Linked DNA regions of Homo sapiens: region 2 is linked to region 1. The links are chromatin loops, found by intact Hi-C in ENCODE. Cell type or tissue: dorsolateral prefrontal cortex. All regions are shown on one strand.

The links. Peaks named below come from ENCODE experiments on the same cell type or tissue, not always from the same donor. Only the 100,000 strongest peaks of a DNase experiment are listed, where the experiment ranks them.
Region 2: a loop joins it to region 1, with 2.4 times the contacts of the local background. A loop is called at or near these places in 38 of 110 quality-filtered maps.

The regions. Positions count from the first base shown.
Region 1 is chr19:7,391,597-7,399,596 of GRCh38, forward strand. The region is part of intron 10 of ARHGEF18 (Rho/Rac guanine nucleotide exchange factor 18); the gene reads left to right. ARHGEF18-AS1 (ARHGEF18 antisense RNA 1) reads right to left here and starts at 3,463. Exons shown (of 2, transcript NR_186326.1): 1 at 3,397-3,463. RefSeq lists silencers at 3,222-3,662, 3,371-3,940, 6,194-6,394 and enhancers at 4,151-4,330, 6,406-6,911, 6,912-7,416. In dorsolateral prefrontal cortex, a CTCF peak has its summit at 3,497; DNase peaks (open chromatin) are centred at 3,515 and 3,900; H3K4me3 peaks cover 3,431 bases; H3K27ac peaks cover 2,321 bases.
Region 2 is chr19:7,539,411-7,547,410 of GRCh38, forward strand. It overlaps PNPLA6 (patatin like domain 6, lysophospholipase), which reads left to right. Exons shown (of 32, transcript NM_001166114.2): 4 at 508-648; 5 at 739-898; 6 at 1,220-1,300; 7 at 1,513-1,641; 8 at 1,944-2,024; 9 at 2,112-2,274; 10 at 2,574-2,657; 11 at 3,151-3,260; 12 at 3,351-3,518; 13 at 3,597-3,674. Among named protein-coding and RNA genes, the nearest start is that of PNPLA6, 7.7 kb to the left of the region's middle. In dorsolateral prefrontal cortex, no CTCF peak of the experiment used is centred here; no DNase peak of the experiment used is centred here; H3K27ac peaks cover 2,687 bases.

The DNA.
Region 1 (8,000 bases):
CCTCTCCCACCTAACTCTTACTCATCCTTTTAAGACAAAGCCCAGGCCCACTTCCTCCAGGAAGTCGGAATTAGGCTGGATAAGTGTCTGAATGTCTCTTAGGCCAGTTGCTCTCAGCCAAGGAAACATCTGGAGGCATTTTTTTCAGGACCAGGGGAGCCACTGGCATCTAGGAGGTAGAGACCAGGGATGCCGCTCAACACCCTCCAGTGCATAGGAGACCACCCCTGCCACCACCACCGAGAATTATCCAGCCCTAATTGTCGAAAGTGCCAAGCTGAGAAAACCCTGCTCTGGGCCTAAGCTCCTTGCATCTCCTTAGCTCCTAGCGCCCCTGGTCCATGCTAAAGACTCATAAATGAGGCCAGGTGTGGTGGCTCACGCCTGTAATCCCAGCACTTTGGGAGGCTGAGGCAGGCAGATCACCTAAGGTCAGGAGTTCAAGACCAGCCTGGCCAACATGGTAAAACCCCATCTCTACAAAAAATACAAAAATTAGCCAGATGTAGTGGCGGGTGCCTGCAATCCCAGCTACTCGGGAGGCTGAGGCAGGAGAATTGCTTCAATCTGGGAGGTGGAGTTTGCAGTGAGCCAAGATGGCACCACTGCACTCCAGCTTGGGCAACAGAGTGAGACTCCGTCTCAAAAAAAAAAAAAAAAAAAAAGACTCATAAATGCAGAATGGTTGGATGGATAAAAGAAAGATGGGAGATGTTTCTCCTTCCTAGTTGTCTCTGAGAAAGTTGGTTTCTATGTTTAGGGGAGGGCTGTGTCCACCTGAAGTTTCCTATAACCAAGATAGCTATAGAAATAAGGCTGATGGCCAGACCCAGTGGCTCACGCCTGTAATCCCAGCACTTTGGGAGGCCAGGGTGGGAGGATCACTTGAGGTCAGGAGTTCAAGACCAGTCTGGCCAACATGGTGAAACCCTGACTCTACTGAAAAAAAAACAAAAAAAAAACACAAAAATTAGCCAGGCTTGGTGGTGCATACCTGTAATTCCAGCACTCGGGAGGCTGAGGCAGGAGGATCACTTGAACCCAGGAGGTGGAGGCTGCAGTGAGCCTAGATGGTACCACTACACTGCAGCCTGGGTGACAGAGTGAGACTCTGTCTCAAGAAAGAAAAAAAAAAAAAAAGAAAGAAAAAGAGAAAGAAAGAAATAAGGTTCAAAGGCCGGGCATGATGGCTCACACCTACAATCCTGGCATCATAGGAGGCCCAGGCGGGCAGATCACTTGAGCTCAGGAGTTCGAGACCAATCTAGGCAACATGGCGAAACTCTGTCTCTACAAAAAAATTAGCCAGACGTGGTGGTGTGTGCCTGTGGTCCCAGCTACTTGGGAGGCTGAGGTGGGAGGACAACTTGAGCCCAGGAGATGGAAGCTGCAATGAGCTATGATTGTGCCACTGCACTTCCAGCCTAAGTGACAGAGTGAGATCCTGTCTCAAAAAAAAAAAAAAAAAAAAAAAAAGGAAAAAAAATAAGGTTCATGCCCCTAAGTCCATAAGCCACAGCTACACAGCTGCCCAACCATTGAGCCCTCATAAACTCCCGTGTTAGAGTTTCTGACCTCAGCTGCAGTAGGGTGCCTGGTGAATTACGTCTTGCATTTCTGGGACATCCAATTCCCTGAACATGCTCCCTTCCTCTGGACCATGAAGGTTGGACTTGAACTGAAGGCTAGTCCACCTGGGGACGCAACCCTCCAGCTTCTGAACTGGGGACTCTCAACAACATATTGTGCATGTTTTGAAGTGATTGGGTTTGGGGAAATCTTTTTTTCTAAAATAGAGACTGGGTCATGCGAGGTTTCCCAGGCTGATCTCAAAGCTCCTGGACTCAAGTGATCCTCCCTCCTCAGACTCCCAAAGTGTTAGGATTACAGGCATGAGCCGTCTTGCCTGGCCATGGGGAGATCTTCTAGGCCTGGCTGACCAGCCAACCTTGGTGAGAGCTGTTCTGCTCGACTCCTGGTTACTGTTCAACTGCCTCCCCTGTGGCAGGACTTGGATTAGACAGGCAACCTCAAGACTGGGGTGTCTGATGGCAATTGAGAGGTTGCTGGTGCTGGGGGAAGCATCTGGCCTATCCACATCTGCCAAATAGCACCTGTGTGGAAGTGGATAGGGGAGGGTATGGTATGTGTTTCAGACTCTGAGCACCTGTTTGAGGGTATCTGACAGCATCTGTATTGGGGTTATCTAGTATGTGTTTGGGGGTATCTGCTGGACCTATGTGGAGTGTCTGACATATTTGGGGGTTACCTGGAAGCCTGTTTTGGGTATCTGATGGCACCTGCCTGGGTGCCTGTGTTTAGGGGATCTGATGGTATCTATGTTGGGGTGTCTGAGACCACTGGAGAGGTATATGATTCATTTTTCCCAGACCCACCTTTCTGAAGTCTATGCTGCCTCTTTTTTTGTTGTTGTTATTTTGAGACAGAGTCTTGCTCTGTTGTCCAGGCTGGAGTGCAGTGGCATGATTATAGCTCACTGCAGCCTGGACCTCCCAGGCTCAAGTCATCCTCCCACCTCAGCCTCTGGAGGCATGATCATAGCTCACCGCAGCCTGGACCTCCCAGGCTCAAGTCATCCTCCCACCTCAGCCTCTGGAGGAGTTGGGACCACAGGCAGGCGCCTCCATGCCCTGCTCATTTTAAAAAATGTTTTGTAGAGATGGGGTCTTGCTATGTTGCCCAGACTGGTGGTCCTGAACTCCTGGGATGAAGTGATCCCCCCACCACTCCCTGATGCTGCTTCTTTTTTCTCAGGTGACAGACCCTGCCCTCTCCATTTCTTGGACTCTCCCCGCTAGGACTCCCCACCACTGGGAGTGCCCCCCTTAGGTACTTCCAATCCTAACGAGCCCGTAGGAGCCCACTGACAACCCCTCCAGGCATCCGTTGATTCTTCCAAAACACCCCCAGCTCCACTGTCCTCCCTTGGGGTCCCCTTAACCCCGCTATCCTCCCTCGGGGTCCCCCAACTCCGCTGTCCTCCCTCGGGGTCCCCCCAACCCCGCTGTCCTCCCTTGGGGTCCCCCAACCCCGCTGTCCTCCCTCAGGGTCCCCCTAACTGTGCTGTACCCCCCTTGAGATTCTCCAAACCGCTGTCCTCCTCAGGACTCCCTCCCCAGCCGCGCTAATCACCCAGGCTTCCGTTAACCCCACAAAACGCCCACCTAACCCTGCTGCTCTCCCTCTGGATCCCCGCAACCCAGCTGTCCCCTCAGAGCCCCCGGCCCTACTGACAGCCAGGCTCGCATTGCTCTCCTTCAAAAAGCCCCCCAACCCCGCTGACCCGCCCCTCAAAAGTCGCCCTCACCCTCGCCGCGAGCACCCTCCCACTTCGGTGCCCGCGCCCCTCTCAAGGCCGAGCCGACGCCCCCTCACCACGGCTCGGGGAGCAGCAGCCCCAGGTCCCCGGGAGCGCCCCGCCCTCGAGGGCACGCCTCCTTCCGGGTCACGCCCTCTGCCCCGCCTCCGAGGCGGGATCGCGCATGCGCTGCTCTCCTCGCGCGGCTTCCCGCTTCCGGCTCCCAGCTGCTAGCTACTGTGGATCTGGGGGGGCCGGACGGAGGCATCGGAGGCGGCTGCGAGAGTGGCAGAGGAGCTGGCGGAGAGCGGCCTGCGGGCGATCGGGCCGAGGTGAGGACGGCGGCGGGGCGGTCCCGAGGAAAACGGGGCTCAGGAGGGGGCCCTCGGTCTCTTCAGGGGGTGGCCTGGGGCGCGGGACCCCCGGGGCTGCCTCGGGCCTCCCGCCGGCTCCTGGGGGACTTCTCCAGGCAGGCGAACGGGTGCTGGGGTGCAGGCTGCTCCTTCAATGCATGGAGGCTCTAGGCGGCGATTGCAGGGTGCAGAGGTGCAGACGATGCCCGCCCGCTCCGTCCGAGCCCCAGCCAGTCCTGGGGTGCTACGGCTTACTCTCCTCCAGGAGAGGAGAGGAGGGGTCACTTGGGCCCCAGCCTCTGCTCCTCGTTCAGGAGCGCCCGGGGCAGGACCAGGGATGGAATGGAACCCACCACAATACCCAGCACCGTCGTATTTCAGGCCTCCCGGGAGAACCCTCACACCCCGGAGCAGACAGCCCTCCCTGGCAGGGAGCGTTTGGGTGCAAAACCGTGAGAACTATCTGTGCCATGGGTTTTAGTTTCTTGTATAAGAACTCAGTTGGTGCTTTCATTGCGGACGGGAACGAGAAGCTTTCCCCTGGTCCTTACATGTTTCGTTTTGTTTTACGTTTTTAAATTTCAACTTTTATTTGAGATTGAGGGGGTACATGTACAGGTTTGTTACCTGGATATATTGCGTGATGCTGAGGTTTGGGGTGTGACTGATCTCGTCACCCAGGTACTGAGCATAGTACTCAATAGATAGTTTCAACCCTTGACCTCCTCCTTCCCTTCCCGCTCTAGTAGAGCCCAGTTTCTGTTGTCTTCTTGGTGTCCATGAGTACCCAAGGTTTAGCTCCACTTACAAGTGGGAAAGTGCAGTATTTGGTTTTCTTTTCCTGCGTTAATTCTACTAGCACTTGAGTGTTTTGCTGTGGCTATCTGCCCCTTATCTCTTGCTCTGTTGAGATTAAAGCCTGGACCACAGGATTAAAAAACATTCTTAAAGTTTTACCACGGAAGCGAAGCGGCCAACACACCTTTTCCCCTTTGCCTTGTTTTCGCGGAGATGAAGCTCCAGCCAGTAGCTTTGAAGGGCCCCATTCTCTTCCCATTGACCAGAGAGAGAGTTCAGGACAGTATAGACAGCCCAGTGGCCAAGGGATGAGTTTTGCAGGTGTCTGAGTGAATGATTAATCCTCCAGCTGTAAGAGGTGTCAGGAGAGGCTGGGCGCGGTGGCTCAAGCCTGTAATCCCAGCACTTTGGGAGGCCAAGGTGGGTGGATCACGAGGTCAGGAGATCGAGACCATCCTGGCCAACATGGTGAAACCCCATCTCTACTAAAATACAAAAATTAGCCGGGCATGGTAGCGGGCGCCTGTAGTTCCAGCTACTCTGGAGGCTGAGGCAGGGGAATCACTTGAACTCGGGAGGCAGAAGTTGCAGTGAGCCGCGATCGGGCCACTGCACTCCAGCCTGGCGACAGAGCAAGACTGTCTAAAAAAAAAAAAAAAGAAGTGTCAGGAGCACAGGCTTGAGGTCAGATCCGAGCTGGGTTCTGGTCCCAGTTCCACCACCTGTTAGCCGTGTAACTTCACTAAGTTTCCGTCTTCCCATCTTTAAAATGGGAATAAGGGTTGGTTGGGGTTTCTATGAAGTAATCTGTGTAAGGTGCATCACAGAAGTGTCTGGCATATGGCAAACTTTCCATCAGTGTTATACACCCTTTGCATATGCGAATGCTCCCAGGCTTGGATGTTTAGGTTAACATTCCAAATTATAAAGAGTTTGGAAAATTTGAGCATCTCGGATGTTGTTTGGACCGAGTCAGGGTTTACGCTTTATCAGTAGTTTCCTATTTCTGTAGGTCAGCAAGCCTTTTTGCGAAAAAAAAAAAAAAAAAAAAATGAAGATGTGTTTGTTCTAGAGCAAAAAAGAGCAAACAGCTGGCAGGCATAATACATTTCATTTTTGTAAACGTTACTTTGTTTTGGTTTTGTATAGCTTATTTAGTTTTTGTTTTCTTCTGAAATTAGTATGTGATTTTACTTAAAATTTTTTTTTTCTTTTTAGAGACAGGGTCTCACTCTGTTGCCCAGACTGGAGTGCAATAGCACAATCATAGCTCACTACAGCCTCGAACTCCTGGGCTCAAATAATCCTCCTGCCACAAACTCCCAAGTAGCTGGGACTACAGACACGCGCTTCCATGTCTGGCTAATTTTTAAAAATTTTTTGGGCCGGGTGCGGTGGCTCACACCTGTAATCCCAGCACTTTGGGAGGCCCGGGGGGGGGCAGATCACGAGGTCAGGAGATTGAGACCATCCTGGCTAACACGGTGAAACCCCGTCTCTACTAAAAATACAAAAAATTAGCTGGGCATGATGGCGTGTGCCTGTAGTCCCAGCTAGTCAGGAGGCTGAGGCAGGAGAATGGCGTGAACCCGGGAGGTAGAGGTTGCAGTGAGCCGAGATCGTGCCACTGCACTCCAGCCTGGGCAACAGAACGAGATTCCATCTCAAAAAAAAAAAAAAATTTTTTTTGTGGGGTCTCGCTATGTTGCCCAGGCTGGTCTTGAAGTCCTGGACTCAAGCGATCCTCCCACCTCGGCCTCCCAAAGTGCTAGGATTACAGGCGTGAGCTGCCACAGCCTGTGGTTTTTGTTTTTGTTTTTTTAACTGACAGATAACAGTGTATGTATTTATCATGTGCAACGTGACATATTCTTGAAAAATGCAAGAGGAGCGGATGTTAAGCACTTTCACCACAAAAATGAGAGCTATGCGAAGTGCTGCATTTGTTACTAAGCTAGATTTAATCATGCCACTGTGTATATATACTTCAAAGTGTGTTTCCTTTTTCTTTTTCCTTTTGTTTTTTGAGACGGTCTCGCTCTGGCGCCCAGGCTGGAGTGCAGTGGTGTGATCTTGGCTCACTACAACCTCCGCCTCCCAAGTTTAAGCAATTTCGCCTCAGCCTCCCGAGTAGCTGGGATTACAGGTGTGTGCCACCACGCCCAGCTAATTTTTTGTATTTTTAGTAGAGGCGGGGTTTCGCCATGTTGGCCAGGCTGATGTCGAACTCCTGACCTCAGGTAATATCCCCTCCTTGGCCTCCAAGAGAGCTGAGATTACATGCATGAGCCACCACGCCCGGTCATATTTCATTTTTAAATGGCATACCTTAGAGAAGCAGAAAAGAGACCGGGCACCATGGCTCACACCTGTAATCCCAACACCTTGGGAGGTCGAGGTGGGCAGAGAGGCCAGGAGTTCGAGACCAGCCTGGCCAACAGGGTGAAACCCCATCTCTACTAAGAAATACAAAAATTAGCTGGGCGTGGTGGCCTGCGCCTGTAATCCCAGCTACTTGGGAGGCTGAGGCAGGAGAATCGCTTGAACCCGCAAGGCAGAGGTTGCAGTGAGCCGAGATCACGCCATTGCACTCCAGCCTGGGCAACAGAGCTAGACTCTGTCTCAAAAAAAAAAAAAAAAATAAAGAAAGAAAGAAAAGAGATTCTTTGGTTCCTTCTCTCTTTCTTGCTTAAATCGACTTGAGAATGTCCCCACTTTGAAAGGGGAAGTAGCACATACATTGTTTCTGGCATAGCTGTAGTATAATTTTCATTCTTGTCACACAGTAGCAATTACGGCTTCAAGGCCATTGCCCTTTGTGGGCCAGGGCCGTGGTGACTGGCTGTGCCTCCCTGGGTGTTTACCTAGCACATGTTTAACATAGCTCAGATCGTGTGTCAAGATCTCCCTCATTCTCACTCATCCTGGGTCATGTTTCTATCTCTTCAAACTCTATGACTTACAAAACATTTTTGCTGCCACCTCTCTGAAAATCATTTAAAAGCCCAGAGACCTTATATGAAGTCCAGCCAATCGCTGTTTCTTTGTTATTTGTTAGGTAAACTTTACTTTCCCCCTGAGACGGTCAAGAACTACTGTGTTTGAAAACCCTCTCTCTAGGTGCAAAACAGCACCAGTGGAAGCCTCGCAGCTGCCTGGAGGAATTTTTTGAGGGGAGGATTGTGGCTGACTGGGTGAGGGAGGGAAACTGGGTAAAATAATGTCCTCCGAGAGCATTCGGTGACAGCAGTTGTTCTCATTTTTGTGATGCAAATTAAGTTGTATGTGAACTAAATTAAATTTGCTTGCTTCTCTGCTTTTGTCAGAGATAGATTCATAGTTTCAACTGAGTATAGAGTTCTAGTCTGATTATGTTCAATATGTTCAAAGCAGTAGATACACTAATGTTTTTTTTTCCTTCTTTTTTTTTTTTGAGACAGAGTTTTGCTCTGTGCCCCAGCCTGGAGTGCAGTGGCGCGATCTTGGCCCACTGCAAGCTCCACCTCCGGGTTCACGCCATTCTCCTGCCT
Region 2 (8,000 bases), 150 kb after region 1:
GGAGGTTGCAGTGGGCCGAGATTTCGCCACTGCACTCCAGCCTGGGTAAAAGAGCGAGACTCCTGAGGCAGGGCACAGTGGCTCACACCTTTAATCCCAGCCTTTGGGAGGCCGAGTCGGGCGGATCACCTGAGGTCAGGAGTTCGAGACCAGCCTGCCCAACATGGAGAAACCCCATCTCTACTAAAAATGCAAAATTAGCTGGGCGTGGTGGCACATGCCTGTAATCCCAGCTACTAGGGAGGCTGAGGCAGGAGAATCGCTTGAACCCTGGAGGTGGAGGTTGCAGTGAGCCGAGATCGCACCATTGCACTCCAGCCTGGGAAACAAGAGCAAAACTTCGTCTCAAAAAAAAAAAAAAAAAAAAAAAGGTGGCCAGCCTGATTTGGCCAGCGGGCCAGAGTTTGCTGTACATGAGCCCTGGGGAAAGGGGTATGCGGGGGTCTTAGGTTTGCCTGAGCCTTCTCCGTGCCCCCCTCACCCCCGGCACCCCTCCCCTCCCACCAGGATCCTGCGCATCCAGAAAGAGACGCCCACGCTGCAGCGGAAGGAGCCCCCGCCCGCAGTGCTAGAAGCTGACCTGACCGAGGGCGACCTGGCTAACTCCCATCTGCCCTCTGAAGTGCTTTATATGCTCAAGAACGTCCGGTCAGTGTTGGGGTGCAGGTGGGGGTGGAGGGCTGCAGACGTGGGGCCGCCCTGACCTCCAGCCTCTGTCGCCCACCGCCTGTCCAACAGGGTGCTGGGCCACTTCGAGAAGCCACTCTTCCTGGAGCTCTGCCGCCACATGGTCTTCCAGCGGCTGGGCCAGGGTGACTACGTCTTCCGGCCGGGCCAGCCAGATGCCAGCATCTACGTGGTGCAGGACGGGCTGCTGGAGCTCTGTCTGCCAGGGCCTGTGAGTGGGCCTCCCCAGGGGCTGCTGCAGGAGGATGGGTGGTGGGGATGGGCAGCAGGCATTGGTCTGTAGAGCTGGTGGTCTTTGGAGATGCGTCATCGGGAGTCAGGGGAACGGGTGACCGAGGACATTTGGGGTAGTCTGCGTAGTTGCTCAGTAGTTACAAGTATTGAACGATGGGAGATGCCTGCTCGTTGGAAGGGTTGGTGGGTTCCCCTGAGAAGGGATGAGAAGTGTCAGTGATCATTGGGATGGATGAGGGGGCGACATGCCAGTCACCAGGGCGAGGCCACTGAGGGTCCACGGTCTCCTGTGTCTCAGGACGGGAAGGAGTGTGTGGTGAAGGAAGTGGTTCCTGGGGACAGCGTCAACAGCCTTCTCAGCATCCTGGATGTCATCACCGTGAGTGACCAGTTTCTGAGGCAGGGGGGCTGGGGTGCAAGGTCCCACCCAAGGGACTAGGTTGAAGGAAATCACAGGGTCCCCAATCTCTGGTTCATCCGTTATGCTGCCGATGGCCCCTCACGGGACTGGCGCCAGGAAGGATTAGGGGAGTAGCGAGGGGGACTCGCAGCCTCTGCCCTTGTCTCTCTTCACGCCCTCCCCTCCCCCAGGGTCACCAGCATCCCCAGCGGACCGTGTCTGCCCGGGCGGCCCGGGACTCCACGGTGCTGCGCCTGCCGGTGGAAGCATTCTCCGCGGTCTTCACCAAGTACCCGGAGAGCTTGGTGCGGGTCGTGCAGGTCAGTGGGCCTTCGCCTCCTGTCACCCCCTGAGGGACCCCACCCTGGCCCCCACCCATTCCAGGCTCCAAGGGACCGAGGCCCAGCAGCCAGCAGGCGCTGGAGCTGTGGTTATCGGCCTGGAGCAGCCAGATGTCTGCAGCCGCGGACTCCTCCCTTAGCTGCCTCGCCCCATTTCCCCAGACTGTGGGTCTCTCCCTGGTTCCCGCCCGACCCCTTATGCTGCGAACTAGCCCGGCCCACCATCTGGCCCTGCCCCTTACCCCGCCCCATCTTATGGCCACGCCCCTCGAGCCCTGCAGATCATCATGGTGCGGCTGCAGCGAGTCACCTTCCTGGCACTGCACAACTACCTGGGTCTGACCAATGAGCTCTTCAGCCACGTGAGTGGGTGGCGGGGAGCGAGCACAGGGGGGATGGGGGCGAGGTCTCCCTCCCAGGACAGGCCACAAGCTGTTCTCTGCCCCCAGGAGATCCAGCCCCTGCGTCTGTTCCCCAGCCCCGGCCTCCCAACTCGCACCAGCCCTGTGCGGGGCTCCAAGAGAATGGTCAGCACCTCAGCTACAGACGAGCCCAGGGAGACCCCAGGGCGGCCACCCGATCCCACCGGGGCCCCGCTGCCTGGACCTACAGGTACCCAGGGACCCGAGGCCAGCCGAGCCCAATCTCCCAGGAAGCCCCGTCTCAGCCGCCAGCCCCTTTTTCAGTTCTGCATAGAGTCAACCTGACCTTGTCCAGCCCCACAGGGACTCCATAGCGGGGTACCCAGGTCTGACTCCTATCTGGTACCGAGGAAGCTGTGGCCTCGTCCCCAAGGGCCCATTGGAATTGCTTTAACTAGTTAATCAGTCGCCAGCATCTCCTTATCTCCCAACCTGCTAATCCTCCTAGTGGCTCTGAGGGGCAGGAGCCTGAACATGTGTCTCCCCCAGGGGACCCTGTGAAGCCCACATCCCTGGAAACCCCCTCGGCCCCTCTGCTGAGCCGCTGCGTCTCCATGCCAGGGGACATCTCAGGTTTGGAGCACTGGGTCTGCGGGGAGGGCCATGGAGCTTCCAGGTTTGAATCCAGGTCCACCGCCTGCCTGTCTTGATTGTTTTAATCTGCGAAATGGGAACACTGCCAGTACTTCCCCAGGCACTGTTTTGTAGATATTCATTGAGATAGTGCTTCTCCCACCTGTTAAGAGGGATTCAGAGGGAGAGTGCAGGCGTTGATTAGTCATGTCTGCTACAGCAGTGGCCCATGGCACATTGGTATCCATTGGTCTCAGACTGCAACTGTGGTTACTCTCATCTTTTTCTTTTCTTTTGAGACCTGTCTCCCAGGCTAGAGTGCAGTGGTGCTGTCATAGCTCACTGCAGCCTCGAACTCCTATGCTCAAGTGATCCTCCAGCCCCAGCCTCCCAAATAGCTGGAACTACAGGCCTGCACCACTACACCTGGCTCATTTTTTAAAAATCTTACTCTCATCTTTATGGTTTTTGTTGCCCCCCTGCCTGCCTGCAGGCTTGCAGGGTGGCCCCCGCTCCGACTTCGACATGGCCTATGAGCGTGGCCGGATCTCCGTGTCCCTGCAGGAAGAGGCCTCCGGGGGGTCCCTGGCAGCCCCCGCTCGGGTAAGGCTTGGGACCCTGCCCGGTGGTGGAGCCCGCAGGGGAAGGTGGCTGGGAGGGAGCATCAGGAGGTCACAAGCCTGCCCCACTCAGACCCCCACTCAGGAGCCTCGTGAGCAGCCGGCAGGCGCCTGTGAATACAGCTACTGTGAGGATGAGTCGGCCACTGGTGGCTGCCCTTTCGGGCCCTACCAGGGCCGCCAGACCAGCAGCATCTTCGAGGCAGCAAAGCAGGAGCTGGCCAAGCTGATGCGGATTGAGGTGGGCAGCCGAGGGGAGCTGGGCACAGGGCGCAAGGGAGGCCTGGCTGCGCCCATCTCAACCCCCCTACCTCCCCAGGACCCCTCCCTCCTGAACAGCAGAGTCTTGCTGCACCACGCCAAAGCTGGCACCATCATTGCCCGCCAGGGAGACCAGGTGAGGCTGACCCCTGACCTGTAACCATGCCACCTGAGATCATTCCCTATGACTTCTGTGACCTCTGATCCCTGCCCTTTGACTGTAAGACCAGCACCTTCTCCCATAGAAGCAGACCTCTCTCATCCTATCATTTCCAACCTCTAACCCTTGGGTCCTGTGACCCCCACCCCCTAACCCCACCCTATGTCCTCTGGACCTGTCAACCCTTCACCTGTGACCCCTGAACCTTTTGCCCTAGGACTCCAACTCCTAGATCTCTCCTGCCTGCCCTGGCTCTTCCTGTAATTCTGTTTTCTGAACTTCTGATCCTGCAGTATTCACTAACATGTCTGCTTCTCATGCTGACCGCTGCCAGGATAGGGGCTCAATAAATGGCTACAAATCGCCATCTGGCCTCGGAAGGCCATGAACCAGCCCTGGGTCGGGGTTTCAGGGCCTTGTGGCGGCACCCAGGATGTGTAGGAAAATGTATCCTACCATTCTGTCCACTGTCCATATGGGGAAACTGAGGCCCATCAAGGGTTAGTGACCCGACTACCAGCTGAAAGTCAGGAAGCCTCAGGGTAGGAGGAGGAGGAGGAAGAAGAAGAGGAAAGTTGAAACCCACACTCTGTCCCCAGAGTGTGGCAGATGATCTAGAAAGTTCTCTGCTTCCTCATCAGTGGAATGAGGTAATAAAGAAGAGATGCCTAGTTCGCAGAACCCCAGTAAGACTTCTTTTTTTTCTTTTTTTTTTTTTTTGAGACGGAGTCTCGCTCTGTCACCCAGGCTGGAGTGCTGCAGTGGCGTGACGGTGGCTCACTGCAAGCTCCGCCTCCCGGGTTCACGCCATTCTCCTGCCTCAGCCTCCCGAGTAGCTGGGACTACAGGCGCCTGCCACCATGCCCGGCTAATTTTTTGTATTTTTACTAGAGAGGGGGTTTCACTGTGTTAGCCAGGGTGGTCTCGATCTCCTGACCTCGTGATCCGCCCGCCTAGGCCTTCCAAAGTGCTGGGATTACAGGCGTGAGCCACTGCGCCCGGCCTTTTTTTTTTTGTTTTGAGACAGAGTCTTGCTGTTGTCACCCAGGCTGGAGTGCAGTGGCACAATCTCAGCTCACTGCAACCTCCGCCTCCTGGGTTCAAGCAATTCTCCTGCCTCAGCCTCCCGAGTAGCTGGGATTACAGGGTTGTGCCACCACGCCTGGCTACTTTTTATATTTTTAGTAGAGATGGGGTTTTGCCATGTTGGCCAGCCTTGTCTCAAACTCCTGACCTCAGGTGATCCGCCTGCCTCGGCCTCCCAAAGAGCTGGGATTACAGGCATGAACCACTGTGCCCAGCCTACTGAGACATTTTTGATTGTTAGGATTTCACAGGGTGCTGTTCCTGACACCTGATGGGTAGAGATCAGGGATGCTCAAATGTACAGAGCAGCAGGCCGGAACCATACAGTCCATTATCCACAGTGTGGGGTTTGCAAGAGTGACAAGTGGTCAGGGAGGGTGTTTAGCAGCAGCTTATAGGGAGCGGGGGCTTGAGGTGACAGTGAGCTGTCATAGGCACTGGGACCCCAGCTCTGCCCCAGGCTTGGGGGAGAGAAGCCTGGGGCAGGGTTGGGGTGGGGTGGGAGCTGTGGTCCCACTGTTAGCCGGCTGGAGTGTTGCTGTGTCACTTGACCCAGTGACTCTGCTGTCCCCTTGAACCACCCATGGCAGGGATGGGCTCTTTTCTGGAGAGGAAGTCAAGGCTTTTGCCAGCTGTTCTTAGAATAGCTGAGGAAGTAAGGTTACCCTGTGGCTTCTTTGGGGGCCCCTGGGCCCTGCTTATCTGGGAGACTGCTGGCCACAACCCAGCCCTGGCCTGTCAGTGTACCACGCTGGTCTGCAGCCCCTCAGAGCTTCTCTGCGTTGGCAGGACTTTTGTTAGGGACCCTGTGCTCTCCTGTGCTTCTCCTTGAAACTTTTTTTTTTTTTCGGAGACGGAGTCTTGCTCTGTCGCCCAGGCTGGAGCGCAGCGGTGCGATCTTGGCTCACTGCAACCTCTGCCTCCCGGATTCAAGTGATTCTCCCACCTCAGCCTCCCTCGAAGCTGGGACTACAGTCACGTGCCACCACGCCTGGCTAATTTTTGTAGTTGCACTAGAGATGGGGTTTCACCATGTCGGCCAGGCTGGTCTCAAACTCCTGGCCTCAAGTGATCCACTCGCCTCAGCCTCCCAAAGTGCTGGGATTACAGGCGTGATCCTCGGCACCTGGCCACAGTCTGGAAATTCTGTCTTAGAAGGTTCCAGCATGTGTTTATATCTCCTGGGACTGTGCCTCACCCAGGGGTCCCTGCAGTGTTTTGGCAGGTGGAGCTTCACTGGGTACCAGACAGGTTGGTGTGGTGGATAAAGAAGGAATCTCTCCATTTCTGGGCGGTTTCAGTTCCTTATTTATAAAGGGATGGAACAGGAAGGTTTCTAGCTGGTCAGGCTACCCAAAGAAGAAAGAAACGTGTTTACCCAGCATTTGCCCCATCTCGAACTGTGTGCTGCTGGCTGGACAAGAGGCAGGAAAATGGCTGGGCACGGTGGCTCACGCCTGTAATCCCAGCACCTTGGGAGGCCGAGGTGAGAGGATCACTTGAGGTCAGGAGTTCGAGACCATCCTGGCCAACATGGTGAAACCCCATTTCTACTAAAAATTCAAAAATTAGTCAGGCACGATGGCGGGCGCCTCTAGTCCCAGCTACTCGGGAGCCTGAGGCAGGAGAATCACTTGAACCCAGGAGACAGGTTGCAGTGAGCTGAGATCGCACCCCTGCACTCCAGCCTGTGCAACAGAGTGAGACCCTGTCTCAAAAAAAAAAAAAAAAAAAAAGTGGGCAGGGAAAACCCTTAGTGGTCCCTGCCCTTGGGCAGCCCACCGTATTCTGAGAGACATGACTCAAAGGATTACACAAATTCTTGTAAAATCATAAGTGCTTAGTGTCACAAAGGAAATGATCTTGGCACTACAAAGTCTGGCTTAGACAGGGTGGCACCTCTAAGGGCATGACCTAAGAAGGAAGGAGGGGGAGGAACAAACTGGGTGCAGGTGGGAGGAAAGGTCATTCTAGGCAGAAGGAAGAGCTTGTGCAAATGTTGTGTGGTGGGAAGAAATAGGTTGATCTCTAAGAAATAAAAAAGGAAGTCAGTGGGCCTCAAGTGAAACAATATTTTTTGGGGGGGTGTAATGGTTTTATTGAGCTATAATTCATGTACTATACAATTTACCCATTTAAAGTATATACTTTAGGCTGGGCACAGTGGCTCACGCCTGTAATCCCAGCACTTTGGAAGGCCGCGGCGGGAGGATCTCTTGAGTCCAGGAGTTCGAGACCAGCCTGGGCATCATGGCAAAACCCAGTCTCTACAAAAAACAAACAAAAAAAATTAGCCAGGCATGGTGGCGCATGCCTGTAGTCCCAGCTACACGGGAAGCTGAGGCAGGCATAAGCCACTGCACCTGGCCATGCCCACCTAATTTTTGTATTTGTAGTAGAGACAGGGTTTCGCCATGTTGGCCAGGATGGTCTTGAACTCCTGACCTGAGGTGATCCGCCTGCCTCACCCTCCTAAAGTGCTGGAATTACAGGCATGAGCCACTGCACCCGGCCTTATGTAAGGGCTTCTGTGTAGACATATATTTTATTTATTTTTTTAAAGGTGGGGTCTCACTATGTTTCCCAGGCTGGTCTTAAACTCCTGGGCTCAAGTGATCCTCCCACCTTGGCCTCCCAAAGTGCTTGGACATATGTTTTCATTTCTCTTGGGTATATACCTAGGAGTTGAATTGCTGGGTTATAAGCCAATTCAATTTTTTTTTTTTTTAAGAGGGAGTCTCGCTATGTCGCCCAGGCTGGAGTGCAGTGGCGCGATCTCAGCTCACTGCAACCTCTGCCTCCTAGGTTCAAGCAGTTCTCCTGTCTCAGCCTCCTGAGTAGCTGGGATTACAGGCACACGCTGCCACGCCCAGCTAATTTTTGTATTTTTAGTAGAAACACGGTTTCACCATATTGGTCAGGCTGGTCTTGAACTCCTGACCTCAAGTGATCCATCCACCTCAGCTTCCCAAAGTGCTGGGATTACAGATGTGAGCCACCATGGCCAGCCTCTATTTTTAATTTTTTTAAGCACTGTGTGTTTGTTTGTTTCTTTGCTAGACTGTTTTCCAAAGCAGCGGCACCATTTTACATTTCCACTGACAGTGTATGTGAATTCCAGTCTCTCTACATTCTCTCTAACCCTTTGTAATTCTAGCCATCTTTGTGGGTGTGAAGTGTAGTATGTCATTGTGGTTTTGCTTTGCATTTCTCTAA